Linked DNA regions of Homo sapiens: region 1 is linked to region 2. The links are chromatin contacts, found by Hi-C or POLR2A ChIA-PET in ENCODE. All regions are on one chromosome and are shown on one strand. The core of a region is the stretch at or near the end of the contact, and the rest is flanking DNA. Distances in the headings are between cores, read along the strand shown. Region 1 overlaps LOC124900414 (a long non-coding RNA gene). Region 2 has its middle 72 kb from the start of LINC00862.

Region 1 (5,997 bases), core at 203-2,702, 180 kb after region 2:
CTGCCTCCTGGCTTCAAGAGATTCTCCTGCCTCAGCCTCCAAGTAGCTGGGATTACAGGCACCCACCACCACACCTGGCTAATTTTGTATTTTTAGTAGAGACGGGGTTTTGCCATACTGATCTCGAACTCCTGACCTCATGTGATCCACCCACCTCTGCCTTCCAAAGTGCTGGGATTACAGGCATGACCCACCACGCCTGGCCCAAAAAAATATCAGAAAAAAAAATTGTTTTCACCCCTTTAAATATTAAATAATTGATTTTTTTCTGAAAATATTTCTTATACAATTCAATAAGCACACTAATTTTAGAATGGAGGGTCATTAATGCTGTAACAAAATTGGAAATATTTGCTATTATATGTTTTTAATACACACTAGGTACATATTAAATACTATATCTGTGTAATAGTTAAACATATTAGGTAGTTCATTAGGTTCATTTAAAATTGGCCAAGCTCAGTAGCTCACGCCTGTAATCCCAGCATTTTTGGAGGCTGAGGCAGGCAAATCACTTGAGGTCAGGAGTTCAAGACCTGCCTGGCCAACATGGTGAAACCCCGTCTCTACAGAAAATACAAAAATTAGCTGCGCATGGTGGCATGTGCCTGTGGTCCTAGCTACTTGGGAGGCTGAGGCAGGAGAACTGCTTGAATCCAGGAGGCAGAGGTTGCAGTGAGACGAGACTGTGCACTGCACTCCAGCCTGGGTGACAGAGTTAGACTCCGTCTCAAAAAAATAAAATAATATAATGTAAGGCCAAGGGCTCAGCAACAACGTAATGTAAGGTGCTTAGGTATAATTTTACAATTTTAAGAGAGAATGTGCTTGAGCTAGGAACCATTGAGAGAGAGTAGATGGTGGCAATAGTCAGTCAATTGTGCTACAAATACATTGCAATGGAAAATATACACTACAAAATTTTACAAAAGTAGCAAACAAAAAACTTTTTTTTTTTAATTTTTTTTGACCAAGTCTTGCTCTATCACGCAGGCTGGAGTGCAGTGGCATGATCTCAGCTCACTGCAACCTCTGCCTCCCAGCTTCAAACGATTCTCATGCCTCAGCCTTCCAAGTAGCTGGGACTATAAGCGTGCACCACCACACCCAGCTAATTTTTATATTTTTAGTAGAGACAGGGTTTCTCCATATTGGCCAGGCTGGTCTTGAACTCCTGGACTTGAGTGATCCACCCTCCTCAGCCTTCCAAAGTGCTAGGATTACAGACGTGAGCCACCGCGCCCAGCCGGCAAACAAAAATTTACCTATGATTCAATAAATGGTTTTCCCCTACCAGCCTTCCCCCACCACACATATACACTTTTTCTGATTCTGTTTTACCATAATGATGACACAGGTGCTTAACCAGCTCCGTGAGCTATTGGGGTGGCTCCTTGCCTTGATTTAGTCTTGTGCCCACACACTGACCCATGCAGACTTAGCCATGCATCCAGCACAAATTACGCTATTTTACATGTTTGGTTTAATGTATTCGTACCTGCTAGACATTGTAGCCAAAAGATTGTTTGCTGCCTAATCCTAGCCAGCTCTTAGGGTGACTGCCTAAGCCTGTATTGCTGGCTTCACAAGTTTTTTTGTTTCAGGTAAATAAAAATCAAAGAGCGTTCGAGGCAGCCGCATTGACTCACCTTGCAGACAAGCAAGCAGAGCCGCAGAGCAGTGACCCGTGCCCAGCGCCTCGCAGCTAGAGCTGGATTGGAATCCAGGGCTTTGCAGGCTTCCTGCTTCACTCAATCCTCTTTCTGTTGCCTCTGGCCTCAAGGTGTTGGCCTGGGAGGAAGTAGCAGATTAAATTCCATGGGCACGAAGTCCGTAGCTGACGAATACTTAATATGTTGCAGTTTCACAGTGAAAGTTGGCAAGTCCAGGGTGGGAACATGCCCCAAGCAGCTGAGTCTTCTGGATTTTACTTCTGTTCTTTGCCTCTCAATTTTTGATTTTGTTATATAAAAAGCAAATCAGTAACTATTGCATTATATTCTGCAGTGACTCAACAGCGACACTTAATTCAGCCAACCAAGGTTTACTGAACTGCTCGTGGTGCCGGGAACCGTGCTGGGATAGGATACAGGGACCAACCAGTCCTGATCATTAGCTTAGCCAGAGAGGTAAACTGACTGACAATCAATCTGCCAGGGATCAATTACTATGGAAGCTCATAGTGTGGGCCCCTAACCCAGACTGTGGGTCTGAGGAGGTCTCCTGGAGGTAGTGCTATCCTAACAGAGACCTGAAGGGTACTTGGAATCCAGCCACAGAATACTATTTACCATCTCATTTTACTCTCATGAGAATTCTCCCCACTGTAGGCAGGATGGGTGTTGATTTAAAAGAAAAAAAAAAAAGTAGCCTGGCGGGGTGGCTCACGCCTGTAATCCCAGCACTTTGAGAGGCCAAGGCGGGCAGATCATCTGAGGTCAGGAGTTCGAGACCAGCCTGACCAACATGGAGAAACCCCATCTCTACTAAAAATACAAAATTAGCCGGACATGGTGGTGCATGCCTGTAGTCCCAGCTACTTGGGAGGCTGAGGCAGGAGAATCGCTTGAACCCGGGAGGCAGAGGTTGCGGTGAGCCAAGATCATGCCATTGTACTCCAGCCTGGGCAACAAGAGCGAAACTCCGTCTCAAAAAAAAAGTAAACAGAATAACAAACTTAAGGGTGGCCAGCATTAGAGCTGGAATGGAACCCTGATGTCCAATGAGCTCCCTGTAGAGTGGACTTTGTACAGGACCATGTTCTCCTAAAGTGACTAGAGAGCAGGAGCCACCTGTCACTCAATGCAGCAGCATTGGACCCTCCCAGCCAAACCCCACTCCCACCTCCCATCCTACTGGAGTCTCTTTCCCTTCGTCTTGGTCTACTTGAGTAGATAGGGTCCTCGTTGGTGCAAACAATCTGTGATTTATGACCCAGATAGTCCTGCCAGGTCACAGAGAAGTGTACTCTGCACCCAGCAGTCCTCAAGACAGACTTAGGCTCTCGGTTCCTGCAAGGCACCCCTAGAGGACAGCCTCTCAGCAGTACCCAGCACCCTGCACAGGGCCACTTTTGTAGCCTCCACCTGCCTGCTCACTCCCTTTTTCTCTCCTTGGCCTTCTCCACCCTGAATGCTTGTGCAAGCATGCTCACTCTCCTTCCCCAGCCCCTCTGCACACACTGACACACACTCAGCTCCCAGCTTTCATCCTCTCTCCCACCTCTTGTGGTGAGTTCTGAGCCTCTCCATGGCCATCCTCCCAGCCCAGGCCATCCTCCCAACCCAGCCTCTCCATGGCCATCCTCCCAGCCCAGACCATCCTCCCAGCCCAGCCTCTCCAGCCCATGGCCAGCCTCCCAGCCCAGCCTTTCCATGGCCATCCTCCCAGCCCAGGCCATCCTCCCAGCCTAGCCTCTCCAGCCCGTGACCAGCCTCCCAGCCCAGCCTCTCCAGCCCAGGCCATCTTCCCAGCCCAGCCTCTCTAGCCCATGGCCATCCTCCCAGTCCAGCCTCTCCATGGCCATCTTCCCAGCCCAGCCCCACCTCTCCAGCCCATGGCCATCCCTCCCAGCCCAGGTCAGGCTCTGAGCCCAGGCTCTCCAGCCCATGGCTATACTTCCAGCCCAGCCTCTCCATGGCCATCCTCCCAGCCCAGGCCATTCTCCCAGCCCAGGAGTATTTCTGGAAATGCTCCCAGCCCAGCATTTCCAGAAAAGGAAAATACAGCCAATGCTGAGAGTCTCAAAGGTCACTCAGTTCAGACCTGCAGAAATGTTTTTGTTTTATTTTTTTACTTGGGATCTTTCAACCAGTCAGCCTGATGCTCTTGTTTGATTTCCATGTTTGTTGTAGTGAAATACTGATAATCAAAAAGTTATTCTACATGATGAGCTGTTCCTCCTACTTCTTTACAGTTTCTCCATTTTCCAAAATTTCTACAATCAAGATGTATTGCTTTTATAATCATAAAAAGTTAAAATGTTAACATATTCTGACAGAAATATAGGAATTATTAAGACTTTTTTCTAGGTGGTGGAATTATGGGTAACTGTTTTTTCTTTGTTCTGTATATTTCCAAATCATCTAAAATCAACATATATTGCATTTAGGTTTGTGTGTGAGGGGTTTTTTCCCCCATTTTTAAATTTGTGTGTGGTTTTTTGTTTGTTTGTTTGTTTGTTTTTTTCTTTTTTTCAGATGGGGGATCTTGCTATGTTGTCCAGGCTGGTCTCGAACTCCTAGGCTCAAGCAACCCTCCCATCTCAGCCTCCCAAGCACCTGGTGAGGTTTTTCTCTAAAAAGGAAAAACATGTGGAAGACAATCAGAGATGATTTTTGAGTAATGCAGAACAACTCCAAAAGAATAAGCAGAATGAATGCTCATAAGGTGAAAGCATTTCAGAAAACCTATTACAAGCAACAATGGAAGAAAATTGATTGAAACTGTGCCTACCTTCCCTAACACTCTCCACCTTCATCTGAGGTTTGTGATCCACAGACTCAAGCCATCATGGACCACGTCTTCATAGTCCCACACTATTGTCTGCATGATTTATACAAATGCAAAGCCTACCATTACTTAAATGGTAAAAGAAATACAGGAAGCAGAGACTGTGCTATATCAAAATGTATCTTTCTCTACTACCACTGTTTTGCTTCGTGCTGTGCAGAACTGCCACTAAGCATTTTCATAGTCGAGAGAGCCAGAGACACAGAAAGAGAGAAATTATGGTCAAATTATGGCACCATACCATTAACGTACGAGAGATTGGTGCCGCTAGTGTATGATTACTGCTTTTAATATGATTTTCGCTTTCTATCTTGTAAAATACTGTGAATTTACTGCTGAGCCTGTGTACTGCTACTCTCCCAAAGAGAAAATTACTTCTTCCAGAGGATCTGCTTGCACAAGCGTAAAATCTTTGCAGCTCTCTGAGCAGCAAGAGAACCACATCAGACTTGATATGCTGATTTGGCTCTTTTGAGTTACCTGTTCCAGAGAATTTTGGGCAAGGATTTTTCCAAGATGTCATTTTCTTTATATGTTATTTTCTTTATATTTGTATCCATTCACATCATCAAGTGTCTTATTGAGTACCTCCTAATTGCAAATGATCTTAGTGGCTGCTGTGAGAGACACATGGATTCTAATACAGGGTGCTTGGTTTAGAGAGACTTGTAAGCACCAACTGATATCGAGGGGGAAAACAAGCAGAGGGAACAGGAAGTGCAAAGGCCCTCAGGAAGAAATGAGCAAGGCCAACAGGGCTGGGAAGATGAAGGTAGAGGAGATGAGAATAAAGAGGTGGGTAGGGGTGCGGTCTTGTAACATTTGAGGAGCTGAATTATATTCTAAATGTGATAAGAAGCCATTTGAAAGCTTTGAGCAAGAGAATAAGGGCATCTGATTTTTTTTTTTATCCCTCTAGCTATGAGAATAGGCTATAGGGGACTAAAAGCAGAAGCGAGTAGGCCAGTTAGTAGGACGCAACTGCAGACATTTAGGCTGGAGAAGACAGTGACTTGGACGAGGGTGGTGGTGTGAAGGTCACTGAGGTGTGTGGAGACTGGAAGGCACAGAGTCAGAGGACTTGTCTTCTAACTCCATGATACTGCTCCAGATGATGAACAGGCACTCAGAAGGAACCCAATAAACATGTCTTCCTGAATGTATGGCTGAATGAAGAGTACCGACCCCCTCACTTATAAGTAGGAGCTAAGTTATGAGTATAAAAAGGCGTAAGAATGAGATAATGGGCTTTGGGGATTCAGGGGGAAAGGGGTGAGGGAGGTGAGGAATAAAAAACAACACACTGGGTACAGCATATACTGCTCAGGTGACAGGTGCAGCAAAATCTCAGAAATCACCACTAAAGAACTGATCCATGGAACAAAAAAATCACCTGTTCCCCAAAAACTATTGAAAATTAAAAAAAAAAATTAAGCAACCGAATAGGAATGCTCCACTGATTGTAGATATTTTCTTTCTTTCTTT
Region 2 (6,543 bases), core at 2,158-4,657:
AAAAATTCTAAAATCCCAGGACAGGAAAACAGTACTAGAATCGGTTTAAAAGGCTGATGATCAAGAATCGACAATGAGGAGGCAGGGCACGGAGGCTCACACCTGTAATCCTAACACATTAGGAGGCTGAGGCAGGTGGATCACCTGAGGTCAGGAGTTCAAGACCAGCCTGGCCAACATGGCAAAACTCCGTCTCTACTAAAAATACAAAAAATTAGCCGGGCGTGCTGGCACGCACCTGTAATCCCAACTACTGAGGAGGCTGAGGCAGGAGAATCACTTAAACCTGGGAGGCAGAGGTTGCAGTGAGCCAAGATGGTGCCACTGCACTCCAGCCTAGGTGACAGAGTGAGACTCTGTCTCCAGAAAAAAAAAAAAAAAAAAAAAAAGAATTGACAATGACAACTGCTATTGACTAAGTATGTTTTCTCCTTAAGTATAGGATAAAAATGTATTACCTGAAAATGCAATAGAAGAACCATATTTGATGTGTCTTTTAAAGTCTAAACCATAAAAAATACATAAACTAGCCACGTGAAGTGGTGCACACCTATAGTCCCAGCTACTCAGGAGGCTGAGGTAACACAATCACTTCAGCCCAGAATTTCGAGGCTAGCCTGGTCAACATATCAAGACCCTATCTCTAAAAAAATTACCAACTCAAATTTTATCAGGCCATTTGTAATAGAACAGGTGTTCTCCAGGCCAGGCATAGAGTGGAACCATTTCATGTAAAAGAATCCCAGCTGACCATCATGTTCCTAGCTGATTACATATTTGGAATTTGCAATGAATTACCCACAGACATCCTATCCCATGACATGGTCTTAGGAGTTCATACCAATTGTACTGTGGAATGCTATATTATGTGGTATGCTGTGGATTAATGGGCTTTATGAGTTCACTTTAGAACCTGGGGACATTTTCCAATACGGTTTTTGTGAGAAAATCAGTGCCAGGGCACAGGAAGCTCAGAAGCAATGAAAACCCAAGTCTCCATCCACCATCTCCCCTTCTCCACCCCTTCAACTTCAGCCAACCCTGCCCCAGCAGCAGCACGGCATGAGAAATGAAGCCCAAGGCACTGTGGAGATACTTCATTCCCTGTCTCCCTAAAACCCTCAGTGCCATTTGCAGCTGTGTCCCCCACCCCAGAGCCCAGGCAGCTAGAATCTCCTTTCACCTTTCACCCCTTACCAAAAACACTCATGAAACTGCTCCTCACCCTCCTCAGACCCTGGGAAATCTCACCTCTCCGTGGTCTCCCATCCTCAGGCTCCCGTCGGACTTCATTTGGCCACATCCTTCACTACTCTCCTTCCTTATGCTTTATTTAACACATTTCCACGAGACATGTGTTCCCATGACCTTCTTCCATGTCCACCTCCACAGTTTTGCTCAGGTTCTCGTTCCCTCTCCCAGGCCTCTCTCCACTCTATACTTTCAGGAATTCTACCCATGCAAAGCCCATCTCAGCTTCCACCTCACTCCTGACTTGACACCTCCTCATGCAGCCTGCCTGCCTGGCGCCTTGTCTAGATGCTCTCACCTCGTTCTGCCTTGGATTACTAAAACTTACTTTCTGTCTTGCTTTCTTTCCTTCTGGAGTTCTTGAGGGGGAGTGCAGCTTCTTTACAATGTCTAGATCCCTGTCCCATCCATGCACACTGCACAGATACACTACAGAGCGCCCAGCTCACAGCAGACACTAAATGGTGAAAGAATGCAAGAGGGTCCTGTGTCTCCCTAAGTCCAAAAGGAGACATAAGAATATTACAGGCCGATATTTGTAACCCATTAAGAAAAAAGGTGAAATAGTGTCAATATCTAAGCAAAATACCATGAGAATATAAATCAAAGTGTGAACAGGAGAATATTAAGACAGAAAGACAATGGTTCTCTTCTGGAACCATTAGCATTTAAATACAGAAAAGAAAATGCACCATTTTAACAGCTGCAGAAGATAATAACAGACACAATTATTTTTCCCTAACTAGATGCCATGCCCCATGTACAGTAGTTCCTAATCATCCCCTCATCTTAGTCTCATAACAACCCTATTATTGTCTCTATGTTACGTAGGAGGAAACTGAGGTACCGAGCAGTTAATTAACCTTCTCCATCATGCAACCAGCAAGGCAGAGCTAGGATTTGTATCCCAGTAGCACCTTTTCCAGATTCAAGCTCAACTCCTAAATTCTCCTGCGTCTTCACTGTATTGTTTTTACAACACATTTGCAGGTTGTGGGCTAAGTCACCGGCTACTGAGAGATAAAGAAGTAACACTCCTATGAATTTTACATTTCTGGCTGGGCACCGCAGCTCACACCTGTAATCCCAGCACTTTAGGAAGCTGAGGCAGGAGAATTGTGTGAGCCCAGAAGTTTGAGACCAGCCTGGGCAATATAGCCAGACCCCATCTCAAAAACAATTGTGCATTTCTAATACTCACTGAGCCCCTGCTATCCCCTGGCTCAGTGTACATTGCTCTATATCTCCTAGCAAACCCAGGAGCTATGTATGAACTGAAACCCTGGTTAAATAGCTTGGTCAAAGTCACACAGCTCAGGTGGGGGAGGCTGGGTTTAAAGGCAGGCTGCTGATGCTATGATCCATACTTGAGGCTACTGCTGGCCACAGGCTCCATCTGAGGCCCTGTAGGGGGTGAGGGGAGAAACCCGGCCCCAGAGACAGGGTCTGAACCCTCTGCTGCCAGCCAGTAGAGAAAACAGTCCCTCACCCACAACGTGGGGATAACACTGCCTACCACACCAGGCAGTGGAAAGAATTAAATTAATTTAAATAAAGGAGACAGTGCAGAGTACCTGACACGCAATAAGCACTCAATGAGAGCTATTATTAGAGGTAACTCTCCCTGCTTTCAGTCTAATGCCATGTTTCTTATCACTTAAGGTGATCACCTTGTTGCTCTTTAAAATATTATGTATGGTTTTCTCTAAGATACATGTAAGTGTAAAATGCAGAAGAAAAGCATGCGGGGACGGGGGCGGGGGGGAAGAAATTCCGTTTTCTTTATTGATCAGCCTTTCCCCCAAAATACTTTCTCAAGGAATTATTAAATACTCAACATGGCGCTGCACTACGTTATTTTAATTTAAAAAAAAAAACGCGTACCAAACAACGAAGCTCCTGCCCTTGGGAGTTTATACACAGGCTATGTTAATATTTGCAAAGGGCCCCGAGTGTCTAAGCGGCTAATGAACGTCTTGGGTCGGTTTCCTCAAAATCCAGCCCATTGTTTCCCCGGTGAGCACGATCCGAAGCCTTATCCCATAACGCACTGTAGCCCGAATCTTTCTGCCAACAACCGCTGAAACTACCAGAGGTTAAAGCAATTAACATGAGATGCAACCTCACCGTGGCGCAGCTCCGCGCGCCCCCGGCTGCTGCGACCCGGGAGGGGGGAGCCCCGGAGCGGCTGCGCCCGGCCCCGCACCCCCGGCAGAGCAGGTTAGCTCCCCCTGGGTGGCAAGCCTTTGCAAAACAAAACCGAAAATGAGCGTTCGCTCTCCTGACAGTCTTGCCTAAAAGAACCTCGTCTATACTGCAAAATCCCATTAGGTACACAAGTCCGGTCGGCATTGTCACTTTTAGCGTGACTTCAATTTACACATTCAAAGAATACCTGTCCGGAGCATGGGACCTGGTAGAAAGGTTAGGCTCTCTCCGAAGGAAGTTCAACTCAGGATTTCCCTCCCCCGGTGCTGCACACACCATCAACGGCAAAACCTCCCCTCCCAGTTGCAGATCTAGACTTGCTGAGAAAGGTGCTGGAGATGTTTCCAAGGTCATCCCCAGCACCGCGAGTCCAGCCTTCTGCACCACGCAGATTTTTAAGAGGAGATGCCTATCGCCCGTGGGGAGTCAAAATTAGAACCTCAGTTTCCTTTGTGCTGTCACCCTACTGGTAAGAATTCTTACACTGTAGATGCACTGGGTGCTCAGAATTTTATCGATGATCTTATTATGGAAAGCTATTAATAAGCTCCAAATCAGAGACCTGCTCTGGAACCACGGAGCAGGGAGCAAGGGAGAAACTGCTATCTTTTCTTCAAACGCTCGGACCTAGCACAAGTACAGAACGTAGTGGCTGCAGGCTCGGCCGTGCTCCTAACAGCGCTGACAGCTGGATTGGCGGACGCACTCCAGCATCACTGTCAGGAATTAACACGTTCCCAATTTTCACTGCACCCTTCCACTCTTGTGTGAAATGGAGTGGAATGTTCTTTTCAGCGTTCATCTCTAAAGGGAGAAGAACTATTTCTCACTATGTGAATACCTCACGGGGGATTCCCATTAAATAAAACTGCTTGATGATGACCTAATTTGTTCATTCAAGAGAAGAAACTCTTCCTATCCATACATTATTGTTGTTATGGTTTCCGTTGTTAAATTATACATAAAAAGCCTCAGCTGAACCAAGCCTATTTTAGAAATAAAAATGTTCTTGGGACATGAATCTTAATGAGATCCTTATTTTAAATTGCGCCTGAAAATATGCATTGTTTTCAGTGCTTCCTTATATTTTCACCAATTTGTTGTCCTAAATGCATTTTAAAAAAGTTATAAAATGCATTTTCTTATAATGTGTTCTAGGTTTGTCTGTTGCCTTTTTGGTCTTAGGTTACTTTTTAGTGACCAGAAAATAAAATGTGTAGTTAAAAGAGGTTTTCCAGGCTGGGCGCAGTGGTTCACGCCAGTAATCCCAGCACATTGAAAGGCCAAGAAGGGCAGATTGCCTGAGCCCAAGAGTTCTTTACAATGCAGCTTTTTTACAATGTCTAGATCCCTGTCCCATCCACGCACATATGCACAGACACACTACAGAGCGCCCAGCTCACAGCAGACACTAAATGGTGAGAGAATGCAAGAGGGGGTCAGTGGTCCTGTGTCTCCCTAAGTCCTGGGCAACAAGGCAAACACCTGTCTCTATAAAAAATTTAAAAAAAAAAAATTAGCCAGGCATGGTGGTGTACATGTCTGTAGTCCCAGCTACTGGGGTGGGGGGAAGGGAGTTGGGAGTGCTGAGGGGGTTGGCAGGTTGAGATGGGAGGATGGCTTGAGTCTGGGATGTTGAGGCTGCAATGAGCCACTGCACTCCAGCCTGGGCAACAGATTGAGATCCTCAAAAAAAAAAAAAAAAAAATCAGGTTTTCCAAAATGATATGCCAATTCATGCCGTTCGCCCTCCAAAATAAACCCCTTTACAGTCTTTTGCCTTCCCTGTGTCCACTTTTCCTCTGTACTAAATCTTTTCAAACACAAATGAATCTATAAACAAGTGTTTTCCCAAGATGCGGTTCTTAGAACACCAGTTCTGCAAGCTCCTCTCTGGGAAAGAAGCTGGCCAGTGTATCTGGGAAACCTGGCACATTCTCTCTCTGAGGATTACATCTCACATTAAGACTCTCAGTCAAGAAACTTGCTGAACTTGGCCCAGCCCAGCATTTTCCAAATTTATTTGGATGTGGAACCCTTTTCCAAGCAAGATTTATTAATACACTGTGGAATTTGTATTTCCAGGATTACACTTTAGGAATTGGTGATTTAAACCATCTAATATATGGAATAATTTTAGATCAAATAAAACTGAGATGTCAAGATCCACCATAAGAATTTTTTAAGAGAATTAAGAAGAAGCTGGCTCTAATTGCTATTTGTGAATTTTATAAAGTCATTTTGCTAAAAAAAAAAATAAAAATGTTTTAAATAACTGGAAGGGTAGACATCATGTCAGAATTCTGAAACTATACTAAATAAAAAGCTTCCAGAAATACCCCTTTTTCCCCCATGGGAGCTATAACCCAAAGTGTGGTACAGTTTATCTTGGTTGAGTCAGCTTCCCCATTAGCCCCAACACACCTGGAGTATTTAAAAGTAGTCCCCTAGGTATAGATTCCTGCAGCATTGGAAGTAGATTCAAGGCTCAGAAGAAAGGGCCACCCAGTCCAAACCTATTCTACTATTACTTGAGCCCCACCCTTGCCCCCCAAAAACAACCATGCACCCCAGCAGGCTCTAAGCTGCCAGAAGAACTGCATGTTTGACAAGCCTTATATGTGCTTTCTTTCCCTTGAGGCAGAGCTAACGGAGAAAAAGTACACACAAACATTACCCTTGAGAACAAGACAGTCAAGCTAGTAGTCTAAGGACTGTTCAAACTGTGACCCATCTGGACTAATTTTTATTTAACGAAAACATTTTATAAAAGGAACTCCAGGTATGTCAGGCACCTGGACTAATAGGAAGAGGGGGAATAGGCAAATGAAAAGGGCTGCATTTAGTCCTTCTCAATCGGAGAGGTTCTTCAGAAAGTGAGACAGAAGTGTTTATGTTTTTTTGTTTTTTTGTTTGAGATGGAGTCTCGCTCTGTCACCCATGCTGGAGTGTAATGGTGCAATCTCGGCTCACTGCAGCCTCCACCTCCCGGGTTCAAGTGATTCTCCTGTCTTAGCCTTCCGAGTAGCTGGGATTACAGGCACATGCCACCACGCCAGGCTAATTTGTGTATTTTTAGTAGAG

The links. A loop is a pair of places that touch in the nucleus more often than their neighbours do. ChIA-PET counts read pairs that join two places held with the same protein, here RNA polymerase II (POLR2A). Pooled maps may share reads with other maps.
Region 1: a map of PC-9 shows a loop between it and region 2 (4-fold over the local background). The contact joins two enhancer-like sites. A Hi-C loop is called at or near these places in 31 of 168 maps with a recorded cell type or tissue (A673, B cell, CD4-positive, alpha-beta memory T cell and 20 more), 23 of 37 single-sample maps with no recorded cell type and 34 of 50 pooled maps. POLR2A ChIA-PET finds 5 or more read pairs at or near these places in 9 of 52 experiments (A549, GM10248, GM12878 and 6 more).

The regions. Positions count from the first base shown.
Region 1 is chr1:200,476,364-200,482,360 of GRCh38, forward strand. LOC124900414 (a long non-coding RNA gene) reads right to left here. Exons shown (of 3, transcript XR_007066784.1): 2 at 1,650-1,791. It overlaps LOC124904480 (a long non-coding RNA gene), which reads left to right. Exons shown (of 2, transcript XR_007066783.1): 2 at 1,605-5,683. Among named protein-coding and RNA genes, the nearest start is that of ZNF281, 69 kb to the left of the region's middle. Within about 2 kb of position 1,453, at least 4 of the 41 ENCODE cell types and tissues checked have a DNase peak (open chromatin) inside an H3K27ac peak, as active enhancers do.
Region 2 is chr1:200,298,949-200,305,491 of GRCh38, forward strand. No RefSeq gene overlaps it. Among named protein-coding and RNA genes, the nearest start is that of LINC00862, 72 kb to the right of the region's middle. RefSeq lists silencers at 3,326-3,515, 3,541-3,758. Within about 2 kb of position 3,408, at least 13 of the 41 ENCODE cell types and tissues checked have a DNase peak (open chromatin) inside an H3K27ac peak, as active enhancers do.